Linked DNA regions of Mus musculus: region 1 is linked to region 2. A link is a contact called in ENCODE Hi-C or POLR2A ChIA-PET data. All regions are on one chromosome and are shown on one strand. The core of a region is the stretch at or near the end of the contact, and the rest is flanking DNA. Distances in the headings are between cores, read along the strand shown. Region 1 holds the start of 1810021B22Rik (RIKEN cDNA 1810021B22 gene). Region 2 holds the start of Zbed4 (zinc finger, BED type containing 4).

The links. Hi-C counts contacts between places; a loop is a spot of excess contacts on that map. ChIA-PET counts read pairs that join two places held with the same protein, here RNA polymerase II (POLR2A).
Region 1: a loop to region 2 is called in a map of v-Abl transformed pro-B cells, with 2.7 times the contacts of the local background. The contact joins the promoter of 1810021B22Rik here to the promoter of Zbed4 in region 2. A Hi-C loop is called at or near these places in 1 of 37 maps with a recorded cell type or tissue (v-Abl transformed pro-B cells). POLR2A ChIA-PET finds 5 or more read pairs at or near these places in 1 of 5 experiments (embryonic stem cell).

What each region holds. Positions count from the first base shown.
Region 1 is chr15:89,074,413-89,077,680 of GRCm38, reverse strand. 1810021B22Rik (RIKEN cDNA 1810021B22 gene) reads left to right here and starts at 1,827. Exons shown (of 4, transcript NR_040417.1): 1 at 1,827-2,067. Trabd (TraB domain containing) reads right to left here and starts at 1,617. Exons shown (of 10, transcript NM_026485.2): 1 at 1,540-1,617.
Region 2 is chr15:88,749,423-88,753,008 of GRCm38, reverse strand. Zbed4 (zinc finger, BED type containing 4) reads right to left here and starts at 1,298. Exons shown (of 3, transcript NM_181412.3): 1 at 1,207-1,298.

The sequences.
Region 1 (3,268 bases), core at 578-3,077, 320 kb before region 2:
CTTCATAGCATAAAGTCAGAGAGCTAGGATTTCTGTCAAAGAGGCCTCAACCAGCATTTCCTAACAAGCAGGGCCGTGTCAACCAGCATCCCCGAATGAGCAGGACTGTAGGGATACTTTTCCAGGCCTGCTACCAACCAGGCTCGATGCTTCCATATGCTAAACAACAGAACTTTTAGCATCTGCTAAATTTCTAGGGGAACTAGCCTCTGAAAATTTCCAGTAGTCTGCAGTTTTAAGAGGGAAGGGTTGGCTCAAAGAGCAGAAAAGGCCCACTCATGTCAGGGCCCACAAGGAGGTATGGCCCTGGCATACTAGGTCCAAGTAACTGGAGCCACGTCAGTCAAGCTCCCCACCTGCCCAGCCCCACAGCCGTCTCTCTTCTGGATCTATCCATACTAAGTGTGTTTTACCCAAATCCATACACCGAAAATATGAGGCTCAAAATAATTACATCAACATGCAGAGGTTTTAAGAGACGACTGAACTCAAGTGAAGCCATAAGGCAGGACCCACGATGGGATTGGTGTCCTTGTAAGAGACACTAAACAGCTATGAGGACACAACGAGAAAGGGCGACAGGACAGGCAGAGCCTTCATCAGTCACCCGAAAGACTAGCATTAGACCTAGGATTGCCAACCTTTAAAGCTATACTAAGAGGAATAAACGTTTAAATTTCTCAATCCACAAAACCCTGTTACCACCCTGATCTGACACACCCATCAAGCTTTTCAATCTCTTAAAACAAAACTGTTTCTCGGATGGCAGCTTGTTTCTCGGATGGCAGCTTGCTCCCCACCGCTGGTCCAAAGCTGACCGCGATCAACTGGAAAAACTAGACAAGCCTTCACTGTCTACTCAGAAAACCAAGACAGCAAGAAATGACAGGGTGTGCAAAAGCCCTGGCCTCCTCTGGTCTGTCTCTGGGAGCCCAGCCACTGCAGGACCCGGGAAAACCTGCTCAGGCAGGACATATTTTACCTAAGTGTGGCAGAGCTGAGGGCCGGAAGAGGAAACAAACCCGAGGTGAAGAAGCCTGGCCAGCTCTCCCGGGGACCTGGTTTCTGTCCACCTGGAGATGCCCCGGAGGAGCCTGCAGGCTCCCGGCTAGCAGTCCACTGTGCCAGAGCCCTGCTGGCATCCTGCCCCCAGTACCACGGCCACCGCAAGATGAGTCTTCCTAGGGCGACAAGACAGACAAGGAGGCCCAGGGACAGCTGCGTCGCACAAGACCAGCGGACCTCCAGCCCCTCCGCTTGGGGAGCACGAAAGCTTGGAGACTGTCCCCACTTCTAAAGAAGCTCTTGACGTCCCAAAGCCAGCGAGGGCGCTTCTGAGCCTCCGGGGTCCTCTCGGGGACTCCCGAGCCCAGGAGCAGAGCCCAGGAGCATCTACACCGTCCTGGGTCAGCCCGACCCGGTGAGCTCCGGATACCCTGGTCTTCGCAGTCCCCACCTGCAGCCCGCGCCCTCCCGCCCGCGCCGTCGAGGCGCGAGGAGCCCCGGCCCGCCCGCCCGCCCGGTCAGGCCACGGCGTACCGAGAGAGGCGGCGGCGCTCCTCAGCCGGCCTCCATGCGCGCGTCGCCGGGCTGACGGGCTGGGCCGGGGCGGGGCGGGGCGGCCGGACGGGCCGGACGGGCCGAGGGTGCGGGCCGCGCAGCATGCCGGGAAACACCTCCCAGGGCCGCGCGCGCGAGGCCCCGCCCCCGCCGGGGTCTAAGCGCAGGGCTCCGCCTCCCGGCCCGACGCCCCCAGGTCCTAGAGCGCAACTCCAGTTCACCGCGGGGTGCTGGGCCCCCCACAGGCGAGTCTGTGTGACGGGGCTGCGTTCTTGAAGCGTCCGTCCGCACCACGGCCTGGAGTCTAGGGAGCCGTCAGCGCACTGGACCGGGACAGAAGCTAGGGATCATACGAGGCGCCCTTCTGGTTTCCTTGGAGAATCGCATGCCAAGTGGAGAGGCTCAAGGGCAGAACTAAAGGGACAAAAGCTGGCCCAGTCAGCCCCAGGCCATCAGGACTTCCTACGTGTTCAGCTGCTTGTGACTGAGAGCCCGGAGACTGCGGAGGTCTCAGGGTGGGCGGGGCCCCAGTGACAGCAAGTGCCCAGTATCTTAACGCAGGCTTCAAACTCACCAGTCTCCTAGGGCACCTTAAAGGGTAGGGCAGGGAGAGAGGCCACTTGGCCCACTCAGGCCAGGTCTCCGGGCTGCAGGTCCTCCTGATCAGGGTTGATGAGTGGATGAGAGGAGCCGGGTGAGCCCATAATGGACACGTCTCCATTTGAGTACCCCAAGATAGGCTCCTGTGAGAGCCAGGCAGTGACGACCTGGAGCAGGCCCTGGCACGGGCCCTCCAAAGGGGAAGTAATCTCTGCCTAGTTCCCAGCTGCCCCATCCAGCCCTTTCAGGTTCCAAAGGGTTACAACTCTGGCCCTGATTTTTGGAGACCCTGCCTTGACATTGTACCTGTGAATGGCCCTCCTGGAAGTCGGCCACTTTGAGGAAGAGAATTCTTCCTGCACCAGGCAGAATTCCCTCCAGCAGTCTGTTACACAAGAGGCCCGCATGGAGACTACTGACAGGTATTTCCTGCCAGCATCTTCTTACAGCTTCCTGGTCTCCCGGAGGGCCTGGCCTCAAGGGGACCTCTGCCTTCTTTGCTCCTTAGTGAAGCACCATTCATCCCCCCCCCCCCTTGTCCACTACTTTGATGTCTGTGTTCTGTGGCCTCTTCAGGCCTCCTCAGCCCCATTCATTCTGCTTAACAGAAGACAGGGGTGGGCTTAGAGCTGAGACTGCCAGGCCCACTCTACCCGTTCACAAAGCACAATGAGGCTCCTCTCTGAGTACCCGTACTGTTTGGTTGAAAACCCCACTGATAGGCTAGTGTCAGGAAGGGGCCTGGGTTCTAGCCCTGGTTGGCTGGCAGTGTTCTCCCTGAGCCTGTCCTTTTTCTGTGGGCAGACCATGGTGCCACCTTTCCTGCTTGCCTGTCTAGGGGAGTGGTTCTCAGCCTTTCCAATGTTGCGGTCCTTTAATAGCTCCTCATGCTGTGGTGACCCCCCAGCCATAAAATTCTTTCGTTGCTGCCTCTTAACTGTAATTCTGCTATGGCTATGAATCATAATATCTCATGGGCAGGATATCTGATACGAGATATCCCATAGGTCGAAGAGTGCTGGACTAGGGGCAAAGGATGGCATGACATTTTTCATTAGATGCTGACCCTGAAGTGCCAGAATTCTATTTTGGCTAAGTGGCTGCTGGG
Region 2 (3,586 bases), core at 49-2,548:
TTGTAGGTGAAACACCAATGAACATTAAAAATAAGAGATTAAAAAAAGTTCCCTCTTCCAAAATATGTCTAGGTTTGTGTAAATTGATGAAAACCTATCAGCACACTGAGACTTTGAAACTTCCTAAAGATTCAAAAAAATTTTTAACTAGATCTTCTCATGAAAATAAAAGCCACACAAAAAGTCTATATAAAAATTTATATAGAAAAAAGTTTATATAGATTACAGAAAGCATGCACCAATGTCTTCATGCACAAGCCACTCCCTCAGGGTGTAGAGCCAAACTTGTAGCTTCTCAATTCTGCTTAGCATGGAATTAATTCGTGCCTTGCAACTACGTTTATTCAGAGTACTAAAAAAAAAAAAAAAAAAAAAAAAACTCAAAACTAAAATTTCCCTGGTCTTATTAATTTTTATCACCACGATATAAAGGGGAAAATTTCTTTCTTCCTACCAAGTCACAAGAATGTACTTGCCTTGGCTGACTGGCTTTACGAAGCCAGAAGGCACAAGTGTCCTTTTAAAAACTACACTTAATCTTATCCTAATTAACTTCAAAAACAAATGACTTCCCTTTTTACAAACGCCAGAACCGCGACAGCCGCTCCTCCTGAGGCTCGGCGCTGCAGGGACTTGAAAAGACGCGCTGGAGCCTCGTGAGAACCTCCAGACGGAGAGCGAGGACCCGCAGCCATCCCGGGCAGAAGCGAGTGGGTCGCACCAAAAAGGACAAAAGGAACAAAAAATGACGGCAGGTACTGCGACCGTGAAGACGCTACGGAGCCAAAGCGTTGAGTTAAGTTTCGTTAAGCCTCCGCGGTCAGACCCAGACGCACACGCTTCAAGCTAGGCAGGCACCAAGAAGCGTGACACCGACCCGTGTCACCGCCGTGCCGCCTGCCTGCGCCCCTTCCTGGACACGCGCGCCCACCGGCACCGGCTTGGGGGACGCCACGACGTGGCGGGAGCCCGGCACCTGACGAAAGGTCCCACGGGGCGTCCCGCGGTCGCTCCCCTCCGCGGCCTGGGCCCGCCCGCGGCGCGAGGCGCAGCTGTCAGAGGCCGGGCCGGGCTGGGCCGGGCCGGGCGCAGTCTCGGGACACAGCCTCCACCCGGCCCGCCGCGCACGGACAATGGCGCGGTTCCCCAACCCCTGCGCGGCGCCGGCCGTCGAAGACGCCACTGGAGCGTCCCGCGCGCACTCACCTGAGGCGCCGGCTCCGCGCTGCGCTGCGCGGGCCCGCGGGCTGCGAACAGCGCGACGGGCGCGCCCATTCATTAGCCGCTTTGTCTGCCCCCGCCGCCCCTCCCGCCGCCCCAGCCCCGCCGCCCGCGACGCCGCCGGACGCTGCGCCCCTCCCAGGGCCCCGCGCGGGTCGGGGGCGGGGCCCGGGGCGGGGCTGTCGTGCGCAAGCGCAGTCCGTGCGCACCTGCCCCGCCTTGGGGGGGGATGCCTAGAGTACGGCTGGATGGGCCCCGGCTAGGCAAACGGGGCGGAGCTACGAAGACTACGCAGGCGCAGTTTCCCCTCGCCCCATCTCCGGAGGTCAGGTTACTCCGGCGCAGTCTCACACACACGAGGTCTGGTCGCTGGCCTCCTCCGTCAAACTACGCAAGCGCGGTCTGGCGCACCTGCCCTGTCGGGCGTTCGGTCCGAAGACTACGCAGGCGCAGTCGCCACGGCGGTTGGTTGGAATTGCTGCGCGTTTGAGAAGCGCGCGTTCTCAGTGGTTTCTTCTTAGGGCTTGGCCGTTAGGGTGGTCCTGCGCTCTCAACGGCTGGCCGCGGAGCTTCCGGGCTTGTGGTCAAGGCGGGCGCCTTCTCCGGGGGCGTTGCGCGCAACCACTTTCAGTAGCCCTTGGGTGGAGGCTAGACACAGCAGGTGCTAGCTGCTCAGGGCCTGGGGCCATGTTTGGGTAAAAGAAATAAGGAGCTGAACATTGAACGCCCCAGTTCAGATGCCTGTGCGGACCATGTAATTTCTGCAGGTGGAATTTATCCCAGAGGTCCTTCTCTGATGACACTTTAGACCACAGCTTGTTCTCTTATGCGGGAGTTCTGTCCTACGCCCATCTCCTGTTCTGCGTGTTTAGGAGTTTCCTTCTGTGATTGAGGTGGTGGTGGTGCGGTCGGGGGAGGCGTCGAGTGCTGATGTCACACCTTGCTTACCCTGATTCACCATCACTGGTCAATGGACATGGTTTGGGATTCTGTGTCTTTAAGTTCAAGGGAAGGTGGTTGGGCTGCCAGTGCACTGCTGGTGGAAGTCATCATTGGTGTGGAACCCTGAGCCTGGCTTCTGTCTTCTTCGCCTTCCATTCAGGGAAGCTGATGTTTGTGGTGGAGGTGGTGGCTCCATATGAGACTCAATGGGGAACAGCAGAAAGACCTGGGTGGAGGTCCTCAGCTAGCAGGTTCCCGTAGGGTACAGAAGTTTTTTCCCAGTAACCTTCCTCTCCTTGTTATGCCCCTCGTACCCTACACCCCAGAGGAAAGAGAACATCTGCCTTCATGAAGGATTTCCGAAGCCCCAGGAGAACTGTTGAGACATGGGTTCTTGAGCTATAGAGCTAAGGGGTAGCGCCTAGAACAAGTAAAGTAGCTAGGAGAGAGTTTGAGCTTTAGCTTAGGATGTCTCAGCCCAGCCGGAAAGTCTTGACGAGCTTCCATTTGTTTATACAGAAGCACCTGCACAAACTCTTCACCTGGAGATGGCCCCTCTGTGCTCCTAGCCCTGCACAGGCTGTGCAGGGGAAGAAGGAAAACGGGAAGTAGAAGACAATGAGGGTGCTTGCCTGGAGCGCACGGAGCAGGCTTACCCTTCTGGAACTTGAATAGTGTCAAGATGTCGAGGGGTTTTGGAGGGTTAGGAAACTGCGTGTCCACAGAGACCGTGTAAAAGGCAACCGCCACCTTAGACAAAAGATGGTAACACTTGAAATTCTACCTGGCTCTTATTTGCTATGTTAGAATGAGGCAGTAGGTCTAGCAATGGAGAGGTGGATGCTACAGGCAGAGCATCAGCCCTTCCAGAGGGACTGTCCCTGAGAACGGGGAGATCAGGCAGTCCATCTGTACTCATACCCGATTTCCAAGAAGACAGGAAACCTCAGGACAAGGGTTTGCCTACTATATGATCCAGGGCAGAAATCTAGTCCCTTGTTTCTAGGTACGAAGGAGCCCCTCCCCCCAAAGGTAACCAGGCAGAAGGCACAAAGGTCTTCACAGTCTGCTCCAGAATGACCAGTCCTTAGCCAGGCGTGGTGGCGCACGCCTTTAATCCCAGCACTCGGGAGGCAGAGGCAGGCGGATTTCTGAGTTCAAGACCAGCCTGGTCTACAGAATGAGTTCCAGGACAGCCAGGGCTACACAGAGAAACCCTGTCTCAAAAAACAAAAACAAAAACAAAACAAAAACCCAGAATGGCCAGTCCTGAGCCCTGGGATCTTGGAGCTACACCGGTGGTCACTAAGCAGTCTGAGTATATCAAAGTAGCTAAAGTAGCTTTTGGGTGTTACACAGGTACTGTTTTGTTTTGTTTTACATTTTTTCGAGACAGGGTTTCTCTGTATAGCTCTGGCTATCC